Linked DNA regions of Homo sapiens: all the other regions are linked to region 2. Evidence: chromatin loops called from intact Hi-C (ENCODE). Cell type or tissue: B cell. All regions are shown on one strand. Region 1 overlaps CC2D2B (coiled-coil and C2 domain containing 2B). Region 2 overlaps BLNK (B cell linker). Region 3 overlaps DNTT (DNA nucleotidylexotransferase).

What was found. A loop is a pair of places that touch in the nucleus more often than their neighbours do. Peaks named below come from ENCODE experiments on the same cell type or tissue, not always from the same donor. Only the 100,000 strongest peaks of a DNase experiment are listed, where the experiment ranks them.
Region 1: it touches region 2 in a loop (7-fold over the local background); 16 of 110 quality-filtered maps call a loop at or near these places.
Region 3: a loop joins it to region 2, with 12 times the contacts of the local background. A loop is called at or near these places in 14 of 110 quality-filtered maps.

What each region holds. Positions count from the first base shown.
Region 1 is chr10:96,014,341-96,022,340 of GRCh38, reverse strand. CC2D2B (coiled-coil and C2 domain containing 2B) reads right to left here. Exons shown (of 35, transcript NM_001349008.3): 30 at 6,027-6,140; 31 at 3,004-3,138; 32 at 2,517-2,639. The region is part of intron 2 of ENTPD1-AS1 (ENTPD1 antisense RNA 1); the gene reads left to right. Among named protein-coding and RNA genes, the nearest start is that of CCNJ, 25 kb to the left of the region's middle. In B cell, CTCF peaks have their summits at 4,775 and 4,975 (motif pointing left); a DNase peak (open chromatin) is centred at 4,920.
Region 2 is chr10:96,226,147-96,234,146 of GRCh38, reverse strand. BLNK (B cell linker) reads left to right here. Exons shown (of 17, transcript NM_013314.4): 4 at 3,313-3,353; 5 at 6,581-6,737. LOC124902487 (a long non-coding RNA gene) reads left to right here. Exons shown (of 3, transcript XR_007062255.1): 2 at 1-1,762; 3 at 1,866-2,413. Among named protein-coding and RNA genes, the nearest start is that of BLNK, 41 kb to the left of the region's middle. RefSeq lists an enhancer at 4,172-4,231. In B cell, a CTCF peak has its summit at 4,399 (motif pointing left); DNase peaks (open chromatin) are centred at 3,496 and 4,426; H3K27ac peaks cover 4,330 bases.
Region 3 is chr10:96,337,087-96,345,086 of GRCh38, reverse strand. It overlaps DNTT (DNA nucleotidylexotransferase), which reads right to left. Exons shown (of 11, transcript NM_004088.4): 11 at 6,523-6,949. The coding sequence ends at 6,863. OPALIN (oligodendrocytic myelin paranodal and inner loop protein) reads left to right here. Exons shown (of 6, transcript NM_033207.5): 6 at 1-1,866. Among named protein-coding and RNA genes, the nearest start is that of OPALIN, 18 kb to the left of the region's middle. RefSeq lists an enhancer at 1-215. In B cell, CTCF peaks have their summits at 4,412 and 4,613 (motif pointing right); DNase peaks (open chromatin) are centred at 716 and 4,596.

The DNA of each region.
Region 1 (8,000 bases), 210 kb after region 2:
CCATCACTTTTTTTTTTCTTTGACAGAGTCTCATTCTGTTGCCCAGACTGGAGTGCAGTGGTGCAATTTCAGCTCACTGCAACCTCTGCCACTCTGGGCTCAAGTGATTCTCCTGCCTCAGCCTCCTGAGTAACTGGGATTACAGGTGTGCACCACCACATTCAGCTAAATTTTTTTGTATTTTCAGTAGAGACGGGATTTCATCATGTTGGCCAGGCTGGTCTCAAACTCCAGACCTCAAGTGATCCACCTGCCTCAGCCTCCCAAAGTGCTGGGATTACAGGCGTGAGCCACCGCACCCAGCCAGAAATCCATCACTTTATACACTTGGGCCCTCTTTGATTTCTTCCCCCACAGCCACCATGCATTCTTTTTGATAGTGTGAATTGCCTTGAATCTATACAGGCAAACATAGAGAATAATGTAATGAACATCCACCTAGCATACCTACCACCTAGCTACATCTGATCTTTGCATTCTTCCATATTTGTTTTAGACTTTTAAAAAATAAGTAAGATACTACAGACAGACTTGAAGTACTCTGTATACTGCTCCTTGATCTCATTCCTTTTTTTTCTCTCCCCAAAAGTAACCTCTAATCTGAATTTGGTATTTATCATTCCCATGAATGCTTTTCTACATCACCACATATCTATGTATACATAAACCATATACAGCTTTCAAACTCCACATAAATGGTTTTGTACTGTATGTGTCATTTCATGTCTTTTTATTTTGCTCAGCATTACATTTTTTATATTCTTTCATGTAGATATGCATGACTCTTGGCCAGTGATTCTCAACCTCGGCTGCACATTGGCATCAACTGGGGAACCTTCAAAGCTCCTGGCATGTGGGTTCCACCCTCAGAGATTGTGATGTAATGCACTGACAGTCAAATTGGGAACAACTGTAAATTGGCTCAGTTCATTCATCTTTTACTGCTGTACAGAAGATTTCATTGTATAAGTACTTCACAACTCATGTACTGATTTCTAGTTGATGAACTGTTTCAAATTTTTGTTATTTCAAGCAATTCTCTAATGAATGTTGTTGTACTTGTCTCCCCGTGAATGTTCCTCTGGGGTATATACTGAGAAGTTTGAATTGGCACATCAAAGGTTGAGCATCTTCACCTTTACCAGGTATTATCAACATATTGTTTTCCAAAGCATTTACAGAAATGTGTGCTTCCACCACTTCTCTGCCTCTTTGACAACACTCAGTATGATCACACATTTTTTTTTGCCAATTTTATGCATGTGAAATAATTTTATTGTTTTAGTTGTTTATTTATCTTAGAGAAAAGGTCTTGCAGTAGGCTCCTAGGCTGGAGTGCAGTGGTGCGATCATAGCTCACTGTAACCTCAACCTCCTGGGCTCAAACAGTCCTCTCACCTAAGCGTCCTGAGTAGCTGGGACTACACTTGCGCATCATCACCATGCCCGGGTAGTTCTTTTGTTTTTATTTTTAGAGACAGGGTCTTGCTCTGCTGCCCAGGCTGGTCTCGAACTCCTGGCCTCAAGTGATCCTCATGGCTTGACCGCCCCAAGTGTTGGGATTACAGGCATAAGCCACCATGTCCAGCAATTGTTTTATTGTTTTAAATTGTATTTACTTGATTATGAGTGAGGTTTAGCATGTAAGTTACTGCTTCTATGAATTGTCTTTTGCCTAATTTTTCTATTGTTCTTTTGCTCTCTCTTATCCTTTCTCTCTCTCTCCCTCCCTCCCTCTGGGCTCCTGTCTCCTCATTTGTGGACTGTGCAATTGCTGACACCCTGCACAGCTTGGCCCTCAATCCAGAAACAGCTGTTGACATGGTATTTCTAGTGCCTTCCCAAAGTAATACTGAGTACATCACAGATCCATTAGCCAACCCATGTAGTGATTGAGTTACTTCTTGGTCTCCTGTACCCTGAGCCCCAGACAGTGAGTCTATAGCTTTCCTTCCCATCTCCTTTCAAAAACAGGGAAGTAAAGTAGCCCCACCACAGTCCCTGTCTTTAAAAAGTGATGCTTGCTCTGGTTCTCTGGCTTTCATGAAGCATTTTCAGATCTTGCTGCCATCCCTGCTCCAGCCTACTCACTGCTAGTGTTTCTGTCCTGTTTCTATTCCGTGAGACAACTATCATGGTTGGGAGTCCAGAAAGCTTTTTGTCAATTTTTCTACTTGATCCTTACCATAGATATGGCGCAGGAGGGCTAGGTCAGAGTTAGAACTTACTACACATCTTGAACATTATATGTTATGTTTTATGGTGAAAAAATTTTAAATTCTATTTTAGCATCTAAATTTGCATTTAAGATGTCACTTTCTTCTCAATTTATTTTTTCTGCAAGTAGGGGAAAGAGCCTGTGAGCTGGATGGCAGAGAAAACTAGTTTTTAAATTAATATTGCCAAATATTTCAGTAACCAACCAACTATAAAACATAATAAGAGCTGTCACAATTAGTAAAGATTAGAAGCAATGGTAACTCTCATACAGACACCCCTGGGAAAATATGATTTACCTGTATGCTTTGTATTTTTGTTCCTTGAACGTTTTTTGGAAGCAACTGCTTCCAGAAACTTTCCTTTGAATAGTCAAAAAATACAGCCATTGGTGTATTATTTTGTTGAATATTAAACCAGACCTATGAAAACATTAATATAACATTAGTGTAGGTCCATAGGAACACAAGGCCCATTGTTGGTAAGGAAGGAGCAAAATTTTACAGTCTTACTACTCAATGAAGTGGCAGAATCCCAGCGGGGTTCTGAGGCAGGAGATAAAGAGATTCTAGGGTTTCATGATCATTAGACTACCTCAACGGTTCTCATCCTTGAAGGCACTACACAATCACCTGGAGGAGCTTTAGTGATAAAAGATTGCCCCGGCCCCATGCCCTAGGGAATCTGATAGACTATCTATATTTAAAGTTCCCCAGGTGATTCTAGTGTGTAGCCAGGGTGACTCTAGAGGAGATAACTCAAGATTTTTTTTCCCCATATACTTACATTTCTATCATCAAACAAACAATCTACACTTTTTAAGGGACAAAACGGGTCAAACTGCTTATAACATTGGCCAGTTGATGGATTCCAAAGCAAATATTCATTAGTTTCTTGAGTTACTACATAAGCCACATGCCCCTGTATGAGAAAAAAGAAAGTAATTTTTGGTGGATTTAAATAATTTCTATATATGGAAATTATACTGTGATGATTCTAATTTTTAAAGCCTTTTTTAGTGGAGTGTGGTGGCTTATACCTGTAATCCCGGCTCTTTGGGAGGCTGAGGTGGGAGGATCACTTGAGCCCAGGAGTTTGAGACCAGCCTGGGCAACATAAGGAAACCCTGTATCTATCACAAAAAATTTTTTTTTTAATTTGCTGGGCACAGCGGCACACACACCTGTAGTCCCAGCTACTTGGGAGGCTAAGGTGGGAGGATCGCTTGAGCCTGAGGAGTTGAGACTGCAATAAGCTGTGATAATGCCACTGCCCTATAGCTTGGGTGACAGAGTGAGATCCTGTCTCAATAACAAACAAACAACAAAAATAAATAAAAGCCTTTTTGAGGGCTTTTACATTTTCTTTGAAATAAAAAAAAAAAAAAGAAAGAAAAAGAAAAAACAAACCAAAGCTCCAGAAATCCTCAGCCCCAGGTTAGCATGAGGATTCAGATGAAACAACTTGTGAGCCAGTGCTGTCATGTATGGTCCTGCAGAGTGTGCCCCGATGGCAACACAGCTGCTGTTTTAACAAATCAGTGCATTACAAGGGTTTCCCAACAGATAGTACTGCAGTGTTTTGAGGTAGGGCACTTTTGTCTAATTCATACAAGATGCTATATGGACTATCCCTGCTTTGGTTAGAATATATTTGGAGACTGAGGGTGAACACCAGGCAGAGATAGGAAATGGAAACTGGCTTAAGGCTCTGACAAAACCAAGTAAAGTTAAAAAGCCATTAAATTAAATTTGGGAACAAGATTTGCAATTAGAAGCTAAAGGGAAGTATGCAGGAAACCAGTCTGAGGAATAAAAAGTAGTTATTATGTTGTTATTATTTTGCTCTGAAAGATAAGACTTTTTGTAGTGTAAGCCTATCCTACCAAAGAATAAAAATTTTTAGGTAATAATAATAATGAGACTATTTAATTTATTGAGTATTTATGTGCATCAGATATTATGCTAAGAATTAACACTAACTTTGTCACTTTCATTCACTCCAAATTCTGGGAGGAAGGGTTATTATGCCCATCTTTCATATAAAGAATCAGAGGTTAAGAGCCTTGTCAAAAGAGCCTGTGAGTGGCATTACTCCTGTCTCATGAGGAGGTAACTGAGGCTCAGAGAAGTAAACAAGGCTGAGATCATACAGTTAGTGGCATTGCTGGGTTTTTTGTCTGTGTGTGTGACAGGGTCTTGCTCTGTTGCCCAGGTTGGAGTGCAGTGGTGCCATTATAGCTCACTGCAGCCTCGACCTCCCAGGCTCAAGCGATCTTCCCTCCTCAGTCTAAGTATGTGGGACCACAGGTATGTGTCAGTATGCCTGGCTTATTTATTTATTTATTTATTTATTTATAGAGGTGGGGTCTCCCTGTGTTATCCAGGCTGATCTTGAACTCCTGAGCTCAAGCAATCCTCCCTCCTCAGCCTCCCAAAGTGCTGGGATCATAGGCATGAGCCACCATGCTCAGCAATTGCTGCATTTTAAACCTGTGTCTGACTGTCCCCCAAACCCATATTATTAAAACTACGCTGTGCAGCCTGCTCTCCTCGACTTCACAGCCCTTGCTCTTGGTCACTGTGCTCATCATCTTTATAGTAAAGAGGAGGCTTTACCTTAACCCCATGGCTGAGGTGAAACTGTGCAGGGCTACCTCCTGCAGTGTTGGTCCACAGGTACTAACGCTAATAGTTGCCAAAATATTGTTGACTGTTTACTGCCATCTAGTGGCACTTACAACTACGGCAGGAGATCATATAGAGGGAATGAACTTCTATTAATAGTTAACAAGCTTGGCAATGAAATAATAAACAATGCCGAGAGGATACAGGGAAATAAATCATCATGACAAAAACCATAAGGCAAGACTGTAAATACTGACACTTAGCAAGATACTCATGGTAGGGCTAGAAACAGTTCAGAAATGATAGCTTTCTGGTGGTACAAATGTAGAAGAAGCATATAAATTAAGCTGTAAACATTTCAGATAGGGAAACATTAATTCCTGGCTCACTTCTTATAAGATTAAAACCTCAGCAATGGAGCATGAGGAGAAGTGTTTTTTTTACAGATCTTAAAATACACTTATTAGAAACATATGATGGGCTGGGCACAGTGGCTCATGCCTGTAATCCCAGCACTTTGGGAGACCAAGGCGGGTGGATCACCTGAGGTCAGGAGTCAAGACCAGCCTGGCCAACATGATGAAACCCCATCTCTACTAAAAATACAAAAAATTAGCCGGGCGTGGTGGGTGCCTGTAATCCCAGCTACTCGGGAGGTTGAGGCAGAAAAATCACTAGAACGCGGGAGGCAGAGGTTGTAGTGAGGCGAGATCACGCTATTGCCCTCCAGCCTGGGCAGCAAGAGCGAAACTCCATCTCAAAAAACAAAAATAAAAACAAAAACCATATGATGATCATGGTGGTAACGATGGATAACAGCTGCCACAACTACACTATAACTATTACTACATTACCACCACCATCACCACCACCTTTATTGAGTCCAGGTGCTGCTCTCAGTCACTTAATATGTACTAAGTAATTTAATATTCCCAGTAACCCTATGATGTAGCACTATTTTTAGTACTCTTTTACAGGGGAGAAAAGCAAAAGGAAATCAGTCTTTACATTGTAAAAATTTTGATGAACCAACATTATCCTCTTAACTAATCATTGCTTGCCCATGAAATTCCAAATTAGTTTGTGAAGAGATGGAAACCTGGGTTTGAAGTCTTCTAAACTTGCAGCTGAAATCTGATTTCCTTTTGCTTACATTATTTCAATATGAACTCCAGCACTTACTTCTAACACTGACGTTCCCAAGAGGACCAGTGCCTTCTTTCCAAAATACAGAAAGAAATTACAGAGAAGGATGGCATGCTCCTCCTTATTTCCGATAGCTAAACTGATGCAGTGCTAAGACAAAACAAAAGCAATAGGAACAAAAAAAGAAAAGTGCGGGAAAGTTGAGTAACGCAAGCATCCAACTGATGCGGAGCACCTGTACTCACTCCAGTTCCAAACACATTTATTTTTACCAAGTTGCTAAGTTGACAGCAGAGCAGACAGCTCCAGCTTTGCTAGGGCATTAGAGGAAGAGAACATTGACTTGGAGCATTGGGGCCACCTTTATTATAGAACACTTAATGTAGATATTGTATAGAGTGACCAGACAATTTATACCCAAAATGGGATGTTTTTGTTTAGGACAAATATTAAAGTGCCCTGGGCAAGCAGGGACATATGGACTGGTATTTCGAGGAACCTTATCTGATAGGGAATCATATAGTGTTTGTAGGAAGTGATCCTTTGGGCTGTGGAGCTACATTCTGTCCTGTACCAATATAGTACTGTCAACTCAAAGAAAGGAAGAAATCTGAGTTGGATGTTAATCAGGAAAAGTGACTGAAACGTCTTCAACTCAAAGAGCTGAACAGCTGAGCAGGGTGTAACAGATCAAATAGAGAGTGCCCAGTAAAGCACAGCAATATAGCAGGGGAGAAAAAGTATAGCAGAAGTAGCCAACTGGTGGTCTATGACTTAGTTCTAGTCTACAGGTGTGTTTTGTTTGGCTCCCAGAATGTCAAAAAAAGAGAGAACATTTTCTTAGAAAACTCTGGATTTCTGGATTTTGTTGAAAAAAAAAACAAAAACAAACTCTAGCAAAGACTTGGGTCCAAATGCTCAGATGGCAACAATCTGTTGCTGACTAGTGGCTACACCATTTAAATGAGGTGTATGGCCAGGCGCGGTGGCTCATGCTTGTAATCCCAGCACTTTGGGAGGCTGAGGCGGCCAGATCACGAGGTCAGGAGATTGAGACCATCCTGGCCAACATGGTGAAACCCCATCTCTGCTAAAATACAAAAAAAAAAAAAAAAAAAATTAGCTGGGCCTGGTGGTGCGTGCCTGTAATTCCAGCTACTCAGGAGGCTGAGGCAGGAGAATTGCTTGAACTAGGGAGTTAGAGGTTGCAGTGAGTCGAGATCGTGCCACTGCACTCCAGCCTGGCGACAGAGCGAGACTCCATTTAAAAAAAAAATGATGTGGCATGCACTCTCCAGTTCAATACAGTCCCTGAGAAGGGGCTGTGGGGGCCAGGGAGGTGGGGATAAGGGGTGGGGAGCTATAGAGCTCATGGCAATGACTATTTACCAATCATTATGGAAGCATTGCAATGTTTTAACAACTGATATGGCCCTATCAGTGTGCATTGGCTGAACCTGATGGTGAAGGATGGGGGTTAGGGAGGATAGTTAAGGAGGCCCTTCTGAAAGAACAGTGTGAACAGGTGAGCTAAGGGCAGAATAACAATAGTCTTCATTGTCAGGTCAAGGAGGTTCTGGATTTTATAAGAGGAGTAGGGAGAGGATGACAGTAGGGAACTAAGTTTTCCTGAGGTCCAGATGCTTTGCATGTTACTACATTTAGTCTTTTTAAAACTCCTGTATGACATAGATAAGGAAATTGAGGTCCAAAGAAGTTAACTTATCTTAGGTCGCACATCTACTAAGTCTTTGAACTAGGATTTTGAACCAAGGTTGTTTGTTTGTTTTACTCCAAAGACTGTGTGTTAGGTGAGAGAAAATAATTCTTTTCTTGTAAAACTGAATCAGTCATACACTCATGGTTTATGACACAAACATGATTTAAGCTGAAATGGAAGAAATACTCTAAATACTCTACTTAGGGTTGCCAGACTTGAAAAGAAGTTATAGGATGCCCAGTTAGATTTGAATTTCAGATAAACAACAAATAATTTATTACTAAAAGTTT
Region 2 (8,000 bases):
ATGAGATTTCAGCTGCAGGAGCCAACACAGCCTGGCTTCCAACCCAGCTCCCAAACTCACTAGCCAAGTAGCCTCAGGCAGGTTTTACAACCTCTTTCAAAACCAAGTTTCTCCACTGTAAAATAGAGATAAAAATAACACCTACCACATAGTGCTGTTATAAGAATACACTTTTATAACACTTAGCCTGGCACCCAGCACATAGGAAGTGTTCAGTAAATGGAATCTATTGTTGCTATCCTAATGTTCCTTTGTTTGAGTCATTTATTAGTTCACACATTTATTAATACATTAATTACAAATGCAAAATTCTGTCCAGATGCAAAGATAAATTAGATAGGCCTTATTTTCAGTACAGAGAGACATGAACAACTTAATCACAGCACAGGACAGAACGAAGTACATGTGACATCACGGTGCCACCAGCTTCCAAGAGGGCCCAGAAAAAGAAGTGATTGATTATGACAAGAGACTGTGGTAGACTTTGTGGAGGAGGAGTGATAGGGATTTCCATGGAAGAAAGAAGATGGGCTGCAGGAACGGCACGAGCAGAGCAGAGAATCAGCAAAGTGCACAACGGGAGGAGGAAGCTGTCTGGTGTTACTGTTAGTGAGCGTGGGAGCCTGCCGCAAGAAGTCGGTGGTGGGACAGAAGGCAGAGGCATTGGAATGTGTTGCCACAGAACCTCTACTTGATTCCATAGGGAGTCACTGATGACTCTTAAGGAAAGGAACAGCATAATCCAAACTTTATTTTAATAAAATAACTACAAACGGTAGGATGGATGGATTGGAGAAGAAAGATAATGGAGACAGGGACACTAGTTAGATGGCTAATGCACTACTTTCACCAGTGACTGATCATAAAATAGGCCCCCACTCACTGAGAAAGGGTGGAGCAAATGCAGTTATCCAGGCAGGGAAGTGGGTTTCATAAAGGCATTTTATAAGGGTTTCTATTTAAATGGTTGTTACAAAAACTCTTGCCATCTTAAGTGTTGATCTTCAGTGATCCCCAGACTTAAGGTATTAGAAACACATTGACCAGATGCAGTGGCTTATGCCTGTAATCCCAGCACTTTTGAAGGCAGAGGCAGGTGAGTCATTTGAACCCAGGAGTTCAAGACCAGCCTGGGCAACATGGCAAAACCCCATCTCTACAAAAAATACAAAAGTTAGCTGGGCATGGTGGCACGTGCCAGTTACTCAGGAGGCTGAGGTAGCAGGATCGCTTGCACCAAGGAGGTTGAGGCTGCAGTAAGCCATGATTGTGCCACTGCACTCCCACCTGGGCAACACAGTGAGACTCTGTCTCAAAAAAAAAAAAAAAGACTAGAAAAGAAAAAGAAACATACTCCCCCATTGTGCCAGGTAATCATATTGGGAAGAGGATTTATTCACCCAATCTTCTAGAGTTTCTTGGCCAACCCCAGTGATTGCAGTACACTCTAATTCAGCATTAGTCAACCCAAAGAATAATGTAAGAATTCTTTTCTGTTCACGTCAAAGTGTGACCCATGTTTGGCTTGTAGAGTGAGGCTCTTTCTTAGCACCTATCATGTTTTTCCCAAAAGAGGGTGCTGCTGCCGCCATTGCTTAAAATGTGGCCACTCCGATCCCACAGTATCCTTCCTGACCCCATTTCACCTCTGCAATTCCTTGCTGGTGCCTCTGGAGACCCCAAATGTTTGACTCTCTGGAGTCCGGTGGTCTGCTGTGGCAGGGGTAGAAATAGCAAAAACATAAAAATAAAACTAGAAAATGTTCTGTTGAGGTTCTGGGAAATTTAGGAACATCCACTGGGTCCTCTGTGGCAGTGGCTACTCAGCGGGGAATAGCAAAAACATAAAAATAAAACTAGAAAAGGTTCTGTTGAGGTTCTGGGAAATTTAGGAACATCCACTGGATCCTCTGTGGCAGTGGCTGCTCAGCGGGGCAGGAGGGAGCTGGGACCCTCTGTGGTGCTGTCATGGAGCCACTCTGCCACATGGGCCTGTGTCTGCTTGATTCCTACACAGCAGAGTGAATCCCATTTAACCTCTAAGGTCAGTTTATGTGATAGGCTAGATGCTAAGTTTCTCATACTCTAAATGTGTTTTGGAGGGAAAGGGGTCAAATATTCGCCTGGGCTGTCATAATTCAGACTTATTTTATTCTACAAGCTCATAAACTACTTAAGGGCCACAACCTGTCATATCCATTTTTCTATGCCCATGCAGAGCCCAGGACGGCACCTCCTGCCCCTGGAGCGAGGCAGCACCATGTGGGGGCTCAGCGCATGCCCGTGGAAGGCAACCTGTAGGGTTCAACTCCTGGCTCTGCCATTTATTACACTATCTGACCTTGGGCATGTGACTTATCTGCTCTAGGCCTCAGTTTCCTCACAAGGTTTAGGTGATTTTTTTTTTTTTTTTTTTTTTTGAGACAGGGTCTTACTCTGTCATCCCAGCTAGAGTGCAATGGCACAATCACAGCTCACTGCAGCCTCGACCCCCTGGGCTCAAGCAATCCTCCCATCTCAGCCTGCTAAGTAGCTGGAACTACAGATATGGACCACCACACCCAGCTAATTATTTTATTTTTTGTAGAGATGGGGCCTTGCCATGTTGTCCAGACTGGTCTTGAACTCCTGGGCTCAAGCAACCCTCCTGCCTTGGCCTCTCAAAGTGCTGGGACTACAGTGCTGGGATTACAGGCATAAGCCCCAACGCCCAGCCCCTCACAGCGTCTTTGAGAGGGCTAAAAGACGGCAAAGCTCTGATAATATTGCCTGGCACATACTAAGACATTGGATAATTTTTTTTTAACAAGAAAAGTCAAAGTTAGAGCCAGAGATGATCACAGAAATGATCCCCTCATTGTATAGATCTGGAAACCGAGGCTCAGAGATGTTAGAGGTCTTGCCCACACTCCAACGCATTCGGAACAGAGCCTGGATAAGAACTTAGGTCTGTCTGATTCCCTGTCCTGTGCTGTTCCTACTACGCCATCCTCTGAAGTCCTTAGAAGCCACATAGTATGAATTGTAGGTCTCTACTGGGGGACCCAGAAATGTCCCTTAACAAAGCCCACACATGGATCAGACGCACATTGCTCTGCCCAGTGGGACTTCTCTCTATGCTTTGAGAATTAATATTTTTTAAAAAGTCAAAAGCAAGTGAACATATGATTGTAGTAACTAACCCAAGGTCAAGTATATGGCACCAGAAAGCCCAAAGGGAAGGGAAGGCAGGTGCGAAATGTGTGTGGATGGGCTGGGGCTGGCCAGCTGAGGCTCACACTTGTGCCTTCTGCTTCTCCCCTGCTGTTGCAGAGAGCCCTGCTGACGAAGAGGAGCAGTGGTCCGATGACTTTGTAAGTATTTGCTCCTGGGACCAGGAGGGCATCAGGGTCCCATGGGAGGCCTTTTGAAGATCTTATTTCTGAATTACATGCTGGTGGTCAGCCGCACGTCCCAAGAGGGAAGACTTGGAAAGGTCACCTACAGGCAAGGCATACTGCATACCAGCTGACTTGACTGGCACTCAGTGTGCGCCTGGCTAAGAGCTTTCCACACATAACCTCATTTAAACCTTTGAGGTAGGTGTTCTTATGCCCAACTTCAGTGCTGGTGTTCAGAGTACTCACCAGCACATCCAAAACAGGTGTAAAAATGTTTAAATGTTTCCATATCAGTTAGCAAATGCCTCTGCCCTAAACTCCCCAGTGCCCATCACTGCCTGACCCCTGCCCAGGAGCCCTAAACGAACCAACAACTAAAGAATAAGTGTCTGGCACATCAGGGGGCCTCCAGGACCAAGGTCTAGAAAGTTTCAGTCACTTGCAGTTCCACAATTCAGACCCAGGCCCTCAGATCTCAGGACCAGGCTCTTTGCCACCAAGGTGCTTGCTGTGATCAAGAGAACATTAGCAGAGCTCCGGAGCCACAGAGAGAGGGACCTGGCCATGATGACACTGGGGATGTTGTATCAGAATTATCTCTTTGAGGTAGCTCTGAAATGTGCAAGGCCTGACATCCTAAAAACTTTTCTTCACAATAATTATTCCTCACTTATATCAAATTCATCCAGAATGTTAGCCTGCTCCAACCTGTGAGTTTTAGATCTGGAAGGGATCCAAGAAGCCTTCCATACAACCACATACCCATTTCACAGATAAGAAAACTGAGGCCAAGAGAATGAAAATCACCCAGTTCAGTGGAATGAGAACCCAGGACTCAGACCTCCAGTCCTGTGCCCAGCCCTGGGCTGTGCACACTACCTGGAGTTTATACAGAGTCTCAGAAGACAGGAGTTCCTCCTTCTTCAACTGCAGAAAAAGAAAAGAAAAATGAGGGGAAGGGGTGACTTTTCTGCCCATCTCTTGGTCATGGAGCTCCTCCTGGGGCCCAGCAGCCGCAGCTCCCTGAGATGCACTGCAGCTGCGCCCCCTGCTGGCTGCGCACGCGCGTGCACACACGAACACACACACACACACACACACACACACACACAGCCACATGTAAAGCAAAGAAATTGCTTGGTCCACATGCAGAGGTAAGAGAAGAAAACTGAGCAAGCTGGCTGGATGAAAAAGAGCACACAAGGGAACTTAGAAAGCACAAAATAAAATCAGCCTGGAGAGGAAGGAATTACTTGCCCCAAAATCAGACAACCAAAATGAAGATACCAGCTGTACTAAAGACTGAGTAAGCATTCACTCACAGCTCTTTTGACTTCAGTAGATGGATCCCCACTGCACGCAGAATGAAATCCAGGCTTGTTAATAAAGCCTCCAGAATTTCTTGATTTTAAACAAAAATCCTGCTATATGTTCTCATTCATTTGTAGGAGCTAAAAATTAAAACACTTGAACTCATAAAGACGGACAGTAGAATGATGTTTACCAGAGGCTGGGAAGGGTGGTCGAGGGGGCAGCAGGTGGGGGGAGGGAAACAGGGACAGTTAATGGGTGCAAAAATATAGTTAGGATGAATAAGACCTAGTGTTTGACAACAGGGTAACTACAGTCAACAATAATTTATTGTGCATTTAAAAATAACTAAAAGAATATAATTGGAATGTTTATAACACACACAAAAAATGAATGCTTGAGTGATGGATACCCCATTTACCCAGATGTTATTACTACACGTTGTATGCCTGTTTCAAAATATCTCATATACCCCATATATATATATACCTACTATGTACCCCTACAATTCTTTTTTTTTAAAGACCAACAGGAAAAAAAATCCTGCTATATAAAATTGCTTATGAAAGGCGACAGGCCAAAGAGCAAGTGGAAAGTCATGTACAGATCATGCAATGTGATAGGCAGAGTGTGAGGGCGGTGGACACAGAGGCCAGAGGACCTCTTATGTCCTGAGTCAAATATTTCCTCCACATGAATATATGTACAAACGGTATATACATAAACTACCTCTGAAAAACATGCACAAGAAACCTAGTGACTCTTTCTGCCTCTGCGGTGAGAAGCAGAGAGGCTGAGAAGGAGACTGCACTTTATATCCTTCTAAGCCATTTGGACTTCAGACCGTGACAATGTATTTTCAGTGTGGACTTAAATGAAATGTGGATTTTAAAAAAACAGGCCAGGCGCAGTGGCTCATGCCTGTAATCTCAGCGCTTTGGGAGGCCGAGGCTGGCAGATCACCTGAGGTCAGGAGTTTGAGACCAGCCTGGCCAACATGGTGAAACCCCAGCTTTACTAAAAATACAAAAATTAGCTGGGCGTGGTGGTGCAATTTGTAATCCCAGCTACTCCAGAGACTGAGACAGGAGAATAACTTGAACCCAGGAAGTAGAGGTTGCAGTGAGCTGAGATCCTGCCACTGCACTCTAGCCTGGGCGACAAAGCAAGACTCGGTTTCAAAAAAAAATTAGCCAGGCACGGTGGTGCATGCCTGTAATCCCAGCTACTTGGGAGACTAGGGCAGGAGAATCGCTGGAACCCAGGAGGCAGAGGCTGCAGTGAGCTGAGATTGCGCCACTGCACTCCAGTCTGGGCAACAGAGTGAGACTCCATCTCAAAAACAGGAAAAAAAAAAAAAGAAAAAAAAGAGAGCAAACCCTGAGTCCATTTGAAGCCTTGACCCTGCAGCTTACCAATTCTGCTTGAAATTTTTAAAAAATCTCATCTGAAAGATATCTAGCTGGCCCTGTGTGTCTCCTCACCCTCTTCGTATTAAACCTATTTTCTCTTCAGTGATCAGCATTCATAATAGATAAAACCCATTGGTTATTCTATTTTATTGGGCCATTTTCCTATCTTTTAAAAATATGTTTTATTATCTCCTCTTGTTATTTGTTGTGGATCTACAGAGTGTCAGCTCCCATTAGCGTTAAGTAGTTCCTGTGTCCCCCAAGGACAGTGCAGTGGTGGAGACGATAAACTTTGGAGGCAGAAAGGCCTGCTTCAAACCCCAGCTTTGCCTCTTATCGGCTGCCTAGCCTTTTGAAGTCAACCTCTCCAAGCCTTGTCTCCTGTCACTGCTCTGGCCTCCCAAGGCAGGAATGGTCCTGACGGCCAGGCAGCACAGACGGGGATGCTGAGCACAGTGTCTGCATCTGCACTTGCAGGACAGCGACTATGAAAATCCAGATGAGCACTCGGACTCAGAGATGTACGTGATGCCCGCCGAGGAGAACGCTGATGACAGCTACGAGCCGCCTCCAGTAGAGCAGGAAACCAGGCCGGTTCACCCAGCCCTGCCCTTCGCCAGAGGCGAGTATATAGGTGAGGTCCCCCGCAGACCTGGGCACTCGGCCTTCCAGGCCCATGGGGAGGTGGGGGTGTCCAAGATTGCGGGGTGGGGACAAACCTGGCTGCTGCTTGAGGGCCTCTGCCAGCCGCCCGCTCCCGCCACCTCCAAGCAGGGGATCTGGGCTCCGAGGTAAAGGATCCCAAGCTGTAGGGCTTTCCCATTCCAGGGGAAGAGGCGTCTTTCCTAGATTGGGAACATTGAAAGCAGGCATAAACAAACAAACAAACAAACAAACAAACAACAAACCCAGCATACCCTGATGGTTGTGCTCCCTCCCAACACTCCAAGGGAAAGCAACCCTGAGATTAGTCCCACTTTTAGGGCTTCGTGTGCTCAAGGTTCTGGGATTTCTCTTAAGAAGTCTGTACAAAACAATGACCTTCGAGGATCCCAGTGTCTGCCTCACCTTCCTCCCATGCCTAGTCCAGACTATGCGGTTTTACCAGGGGATACAGGTGCTCAGGAGCCCCAAGCCTGGAATAAGCCTCATGGGTTAAATGGACACAGCTTGGGTCTGTTTTTTTTTTTGTTTTGTTTTGTTTTTTTGCGACAGAGTCTCACTCTGTCACCCAGGCTGGAGTGCAGTGGCATGAACTCGCTTCACTGCAACCTCTGCCTCCTGGGTCCAGCCTCCTGCCTCAGCCTCCCGAGTAGCTGGGTCCACAGGCACCCACCACCACGCCTGGCTAACTTTTGTATTTTTAGTAGAGACAGGATTTCCTCATGTTGGCCAGGCTGGTCTCAAACTCCTGACCTCAAGTGATACAACCGCCTCGGCCTCCCAAAGTGCTGGGATTACAGGCATAAGCCACTGCGCCTGGCCCCAAGTATGCATTTTAATGCCCATCTTTGTTCCAGTCTTGGCAGGTGACTAAGTTCCCCAAAGGTTCAGAGAGCAAGTATGTCTGTGATGGTCATGGCGATGCCAGCATTTGTATGGACCGGCTCTACATGTAATATCTCACTGCCATTAACCCCCTCCTTACAGTGTACCAGGCACTGCTCCTTGCTTCACTGAATGAAAGTAAAGTGAAGGCCAGCTGGGCTTACTGGGTTGCCACAGTTGATCTTTTGAGCACCTGCCATGCACCAGAACTATGCTAAGCACTGAGCATTCAGCTGCACTCAAGATGCACATACTCCCAGAGATCTTCTAATTTACAGTTTAGTGCTTTCCCCTGGGGGTCTACTTAACCTCCTCGATAATCCTGAAAGAGGTCAGAGGAGTGAACTGA
Region 3 (8,000 bases), 110 kb before region 2:
GACAAACTTTCTCCATGGCCTATGATCCAAATTGTTATCTAAAGATGATTCTAGGTGTTGCTGGTAGTATGTGAATCTTCCAATCTAGGTGTGATCGTGTCCTCATATGAATCAGGAAAAGGCAGTTTCTTACAAGTTCCGAATTCCAAATACAGAGACTGGTGGTGTTACATTTAACCTTAAAGATGTTAATGTTGATGGAAATTCATGTTTCATATTAAAACAACACTTTGTCTTTACAATGAAACATTTTGCTTAATTTTTAAAGTAAGACATTATGATACCTCTGATGGCAGTTCCTCAAATAACTTTAACTTTTGTGCTTTAGGGATAGTTGTTAAAGTTACAACTTCTTTTATTTTATTTTTTAAAGGCTTCAGATTAAACAAGAGCCCTTAAGCCCACGCATAGCATTGCCGCTTCAGCTTGCTGAGGACTGTCTCCAAGGAGGCCAAATGGAAAAGGAGAGGCTACTTCAAGTGGTGTTGGCCCATTGAGCCTATTGGGCAAACTATAACCAGGTTGCCTTATTTTGGGTGGATTACTCCAGGAGAGGCCACCCTCCAGCTTTCTCTTATCCCAGTAACTCCTCTTCCCATTTTCCAATCCATCCCCAGCCTTTTTTTTTTTTCTTCTGTACTCTTCTTTTGCCTTCAATATGAGTTTCATTTCCTCTGTGTCTTTGGGCAGACTTCCTTCTAACATGTGTCAGCTACCCTACCACACACCTGGCCTAGGAGACACATCATTCATTGCTCCTACTTGTGTCTGTAATCAGAGAGTATTTAAGGAGGGCAGTTCTGCGACGGACTGTGTGTGTGTTGAAAGTAAAGATGGGGGGCCGCGGGGAAGGCAAGAGTTTTTCCAAAAGATTATTAGAAATGAGGGCTGTATCTACTCTGTGGAGTAGAACCAAGTCTACTTGGAGAAAAGAACCAAGTCCTTGGATATCTAGGGGAAAGCTGTTTGGCAGAAAGAAAAATCAAGAGGACCCAAGGGGATGGAGACAGGACCACAGGAATGGGCCAAGGAGCAACGTGCCTGCCATTCAGCCAGCTTGGGACAGGCTTTCACTTTCACTCCCATGAGGAGGCTTCCAGGCAGCCTGGTTCCCCCATGTATAGCCATTGCCCTCTAGCAGGCCAGGCCTCCCAGTGGGAAGGCCTGGGTCCAGGGCATCTTAAGTTCATCCAGCAGCTCCATGAGCCACACAGATATCCTAGAAAATATTCCTTTCTCACACAGGGCTTCTGATTACTCAGAAACATGCCCCTCTTCCCTGAATAACCAAGAACATGTTCTATGAACCCAATCTCTGCCACATGTCAATACCTGCTCTTCAAAGCCCCTTTTGAAACTCAGTTTTGTGCCAAGTCCTCTGGATCTAATTACCTTAAACAAGCAGATTTAGCCATTTTTAAACAGACATTCCCAGTCATCCTGGTGCTTGTACTTCTCCTACATGTCATGAAGGACCTTGGATTTACTGAGAACTCAGCCGTGGCCTTGGCTTTGATACTTATAGGTGTCAGCCCTTGGGCCGATTGTTGATCATCCAGAGCCTCAGTTCTGTACTTGTAAAGTGGAGACAGCAGTTCTCATCCTCCATCCTTTTAGCCCATGGGGTGGTTGTAAGGCTGGATTGAAATATGCATGTGACTAAGCCATGTAGCTATAAAGTGAGGGATGACTTGTGTTTTGGATCACTTATTTTAATTCTACTTATAATCCACGGCTTAGAATATTTAAACATTGTTTCTATTAAACTAGAAAGGTTCAGCATTTCTGTCATTTACTTCTGCTATGATACACAAGAACTTATGTTGGAATGAAGTGAAAAGTAAAATGGCCATTCTTATGAACCTACAAAATGTTTGTGGCTTTTCTTTGCCTATATTAGAGAACATTGGCTCTGTCCCTGGAACCAAGATTATCCCAGGGATATTCCCGATATTGGCACTTTCTCTGCCAGGCTAGAAGACATTCAGTCTTTCATGGAGGGCAGCTCTGTGTGGTAAGCAAAATGATGAGACCCAAAGTCAGAAGCTCTGCTTCCCTAACCCAGGGCTGCTGGTAAGTTAAGTGACCTTAGTCAGGTTGCACGATGTGTGTGGGTCTCATTTCCTCCTGTATCATCTGGTGTTTGAATTGGTTTATCTATAAAGTTACATCCATCCAGTCCAAACATTCTACTTTGATTTTCCCCAAACCCTGCAAAGCACTCCTTCTGCCTGCCTGTTCCTCACTCCCATCAGCACAGCCTTCTATACCCTCTATGATTCTTCTCAGTTCCTGACTTTGCTGGTGGAGACAGATACTCACTTCTTCTTTATTTTGCCAAGAAATAACAATTATTAGTTTTGCTTAAGGCGTTTTTCCCTGCAACATTGCGATGTTAATTGAAGACCAAAAAGTGATAACTAATTTTTGAAAGATTGTGAAGTCATATAACCTTTGCCCTCCCACCATCTTGATGAGAATTATTGCTTAATGCGTGAATTGATTTAACAAATGTGCACTGGCTTCCTTCCAATGTCAGACAATCTGCCAGGTCCTAAGACAATGTTGGGGGCATAATGAAAATGCTAAACTGGGTGTTTGTGGAAACGTTTCTCTACCCAATTGAATGTGAATCTCCATCCAAGGAAATAATATCAGGAAAGCTTTTATACAGGTGCTTTGCCTCTAAGCTCAAAGACATAAAACTATCTCTCTTGGGCTCAAATAAGATAAGAATCTATACTCTTCTTTTTCCTTTACCTGAAGTTAGAGGAGAAGGAGAAATGGGCATAGCACTTCAATCCTCTGAGAATTCCAAATGGCTGAAATGTCTGGTTATGTCAGGGCATACATTAAAGTGCTGTACCTCCAAGTAAAACTCAGAAAAAAACCTCTCTCCTCCATCCTATAGAGAGGCTACCTGAACTCCAATAAGTTAAGGGGTGAAAAATACTAAAACTGGACAGGTGAGACTGGGGAACATTTTGGAAGTTGGCCGAGTTTGTCCAATAGGCTGTAGAACTATTTCTAAAACTGAAGGGGGCCTCTGGAGGACAGGGTGAGTGTAACCTGGGGCTTAAAATCTGATTTATAATGAAAGAGAATCAGTTTATCATAGACTTTCATTTCCAGGCTAAAATGATTTGAAAGATTTGATTGTGAGCGAGAACAAACCATGTTGACAAAATTCTACCATAAATGTGACTGATTTTGTCATGAAGAGTCAAACACTGATTACTGTTGACTCACCTGGCCAGGGATTACCCACTTATGAAAGCCAAGGTAAGGATATGGGTCTTTGTTTTGAGAGCTGGGGAAAGCCTAGTCTTGTGTCCCACCTCTTCTAGTTTCTATTCCCCAACCACTTAGGCCTCCTCTCTGCCCTTCAGATGCCATGGTCTGTCCACAAACATAGGCTTTCTCTCTGCAACTCAGACACGTGGGAACCTCCAGCTGCAAGAGCTTTCTCTCTGCTCATTTTATGCCATGGCCCTCCTGCCACGTGGGCCTTTTCTCTGACACCATGGTCCTTGCACCACATGGCTTTTGCACATGCTGTTAGTGAGATAGAGCTGGAAGTCCATGGAGGCCAAGGTGAATAGAATTTGCAGGGCAGAGTACTGGAGAAAGAGTTGCACAGAGACAGAGGAGACCTCTTGATTATTCCATTGATCAGCATATGCATGTGAGAAAACTACCCAAGGCTGGAGAAAGAACCACACAAAGGGATTAGAGGGAACAATACCCTAAGCTCTAATGGGCCAGGCCTCTCAGTGGGAGGCCACAAACCGTGCCTGTTCCCAAACAGCCAGAGTAGAAAACACCATAATTCACCAGGCATCAGGCAGAACACTGAGAAAAGTATTGCCTCAGTAGTGGGGAAGAATATTAACCCTGGATTAGACTACGTTAGTGCTGCCTAACAAAGCTCAAAAGTAAGATGAGTCCTGCCTAACAAAGCTCAAAAGCAAGATGAGGACACATCAAACTGTTTCCAAGTAAATTAACCACATCCTGGAACAAAGTTTAAGAATATTAACAGGAATACAAAAATATCCAGGAAAAAATTCACAATGTTCACAATGTCTAGAATCCAATATAAAATTACCAAGCTTGCAAAGAGGGAGGAAAATGTGACCCATAATGAGGAGAATACTCAGTTAATAGAAACTGACTCAAAATTGACACAGATGATATCATTAGTAGACAAGGACATTGAAACAGTTACACTATATTCCATGTATTTAATAAGCTAGAGGAAAAATTGAATATGTTAAATAGAAGCATGGAAGATAGTTTTTAAAAACTAAATCATACATCTAAAGATGAAAACTATAATGTGTGAGATAAAATACTGGAGAGGTTTAATGAAACTAGACATTGCAGAAGAAAAGATTAGTAAACTTGAAGATACAGCAATAAAAACTACCCCAAATAAAACACAGATTTAAAAGGCTGGGAAAAAAGTGAACAAATAGAGCATCGGTGATCCATGGCTTCTTACATATAGTTCCAATGTTTTTAACAGATAATCTGCTTCCTACTTGATCTGCTATATCATACTGTGCTTGCCTCCAAGGATTCTTCTGTCAGCCATCAGAGGGCGCTCTGCTGCCAAAGTAGGAGGCACAGGCGAAGGCTGAGTTCTGGTAACTAGTCACCACAATAATTGAAAAAAATTCTGGCCTACGGCAAAAAAAAAAAAAAAAAAAAAAAAAAAACATGTCCAGAACTGATAAAAATTCTGGCTTACAGCAAAAAAGAAAAAAAAGACATGGCATTTGTGGAATCTCCAACAGGCCTTTTCAAATAAGGAAAGTAGCATTTAGAATCTGTGAGGTTCTCTGATGGGGAAACTCCTCTGGCATGGACCTCCTGGGGCTATTGTGTGGTGGGGACCTCCAGAGAACAGGGCTGGGGAGTTGCTCAGTGAAGGCGACAAGGCCACCTGCACATTTCCCAAATGTCAGCCACCTGCGTCCCTCTCTCCTCATTCTTGCCACTCCCCCATTTCACTGGTAATATTTCCTAAATGATTTCCCTGACCTTGAGTCGCTTTTCTTATATAAATAAACCTATTCCAAAAAGGAAGCTTTATATCACTACCATCAATAAGGAACCATTTTCTTAACACCTTTCGAACACAAATAAACACCTTTCTAGAACATAAGCTTTATGCTTATAATCATACAGGCAGAGATTTTTGACAGTTTTGTTATCTTTTCTATGCCCTGTGCCTAGAAAAATGACTGACATGGTAAGCACCCAATAAATATTTATTGATTATATCAGTATGAAAATATTCATCTACTTACTACCTAGAATAATCTTGAATGTCATAACTGGGAAACACTGGGCAGCAGAAAAGACTAGAATACTTTGTGGATTTTGGGATTTGAGGCCAGTGGGGGTGGCTGCTGTCCACCCTCTTGTTGTCCCCAGCTTTTTTTAGCCATCAACTCAAGATGTGACAGGCACACACACCATCTGAGGCCCTTTCAGTGTGTTAGTTTCAGCCTGGACTGTCTTTGGGTTCCAGGATGGGCAAAAGTTTTCACCCGCCACTTCACACCCATTAAGACAGCTATTATAAAACAGATAATGCAGAAGATAACAAGTGTTGAGGATGTGGAGAAATTGGAACGCTTGCGCACTGTTGGTTAAGAATGTAATACGGTGCAGTTGTTATGGAAAACAGTACAGTGGTTCCACAAAGAGTTAAACATAGTATAGAATAGCCATTGAATCTAGCAATTTTATTACTAGGTCCCTACCAAAAGGATTGAAAGCAGGGACTCAAACAGATACTTGTAGGCCAATGTTCACAGCAGCATTAGTCACAATAGCCAAAAGGTATTGTATCTCCCAATATCCTCTTCCCAGAGGGACTGGAAGGAAGGGAAAACGGTCGTCATGGGCCTCCCAGCTCTTTAGCAGGCTGAAGACACGGAAGCAGCTGGAACAGATGACCTGTTAACTCCCTTCAAGGCAAAGGGTCTATGCCTCCTGGAGGAGGCAGGAGGAAAGAATGGGTCTGGAGCCTGGGAGTTCCAAAATTTCCCTCAGCCAGGGCTCCCTCCCTTCCCTTGGGTGCCCTCAGATAAGAAGCCAAGAGAGACTGACTTCCTGAGAGAGACTGAGCCATAAGGTGTAGACAGAAGCTCCAAGATGGAAAAAAGAGGGAGATATTTCTTTGATGGTTTAGGACATTGTCTTTCCTTCAGCACGATGGCAGGGAGAATACATCCTTTATGTGGTCCTGTGCTGGGATGCTTAGGGAACCAGCTGTATGATGGCCGGGAAGGAGCAGGCACTGAGCCGAGCTGAGCCAGTCCAGAGGCAGCACCCCTCCTCCACAAGCTCCAGAACGGACCCAAATCCCCTCTGGAATCTCTGCATCTTCTAATTAAACCTGTTTGTCCCCTTAAGACAAACTGTAAGCTCTTTATTCTTCCACTTGGTTACACTTGTGTTTTAAAATAGTTTATAATATTTGAGTGAAGAAAAACAGATTCCATCATCTTGTTTCCTCCTGTTTTTATTAGAGATAGACAGTATTTCAGCTACACTGCGAACAAAGTGGGCTTTGATGAGCTTCCCTGAATGAGCCACCAGTGACAACATCATTTCTCTTGAAAAATGCATTGTGAATTCTATGCAACAGTCATAAACATGGCCTATTAGAACCTTACCCATTACCAGTGGCACCTTCCCATGTTTCCAAAGTTATTTATTTCTAGTAGCAATCTGCATTTCAATAAGACCTAAATAACCCCAAACTCTCCTATGGCATCTTTTACTAATATGAAGCATAATTTATTTAACTTGAAAAGAATAGGAAAAAAATGTTGACAACACTTTCCTAGGCATTTCTTTCCCACGGTTCAATATAATCCAATCCCAGATGCGCAAAAATTTCTTCTTCACTTTCTGCTTTGAGGAATATCCTCTGAAAACATAACAAGAAATATGTGCATTCAGATATTTTTCATAAGCACCATGGTGTGGACACAGTGAAAGTGTTACTTATAAAATTGCCTTGTCAGAATGAATTACAGCCCAAACATAATTCCCTGCTTCTGAGTATAAAAAGTCATTTTAACTGACTTTCCAAAACATGGTACTAAATGAATTAAAGTAAAATCATAACAGCTTTAACATATTCAGCAAAAGCCATTTGGATATTTTTCCTACGGGCTGTAGTTCTGAACCACAGCTGTTTATTAGAACAACCTGATGGAGTTTAAAAAATAAACATTGAAGCTTGAGCCATACCCCAGTCCAGTGAAATCAGAAGCTCAGGAGAGATCTTATAATCAATCTATCTGAACGCACTGGGTAATTCTAACATGCAGTTATAATTTTGTACTGCTGGTAATTATAGGATACTTGTATGTGTTGGGTTTTCCTTAGCTTTCCATGCTTGCCTCTAACCCCAGCAGGATCCCACTCTGTGATCTCTTTAAGACCAAGCAGCTCTTCTCCTCCATCCCTTCTTGTACATAGCACGGTGCTAGGCACATAGAAGGTACTTGCTTACATTGAACTATTTAGAATGTATTAATTTGTAAGTGTTCCTTCATTGTACTATGTGAATCTGCCTTCACCCACATGCTTAGCATCCGAGGCTTTCCTGCCAGCATCCACAGCCCCCTCTTCTGTGAGCAGCACCTGGATTTTTCTATGGGAAACCACTCCTCTTGACTCTCAGTCCAGGAGGGTTAGGTGCAGCTGCTCCCAATTCCAAGAAGCAGCACATGACCCAAGTCTGGCCAATCAGAGCCACAGTAATGGGTTCAGGGATAGGCACATGACCCAGGCCTGGCCAATGAGCATCAGGTAGGATTCTTGGGGGAACTATTAGGAAACAGGCTCTTCTCTGTTGAAGTAGCTGGAAGAGTGGGACTTATGGGGAAACCTGCCTGAGAATAAAGGCAATACTGAGGGAAGCCTGCCTGAGCACCCATATTCGGCTGCCCCTGAACGCTTCGACATTGCAG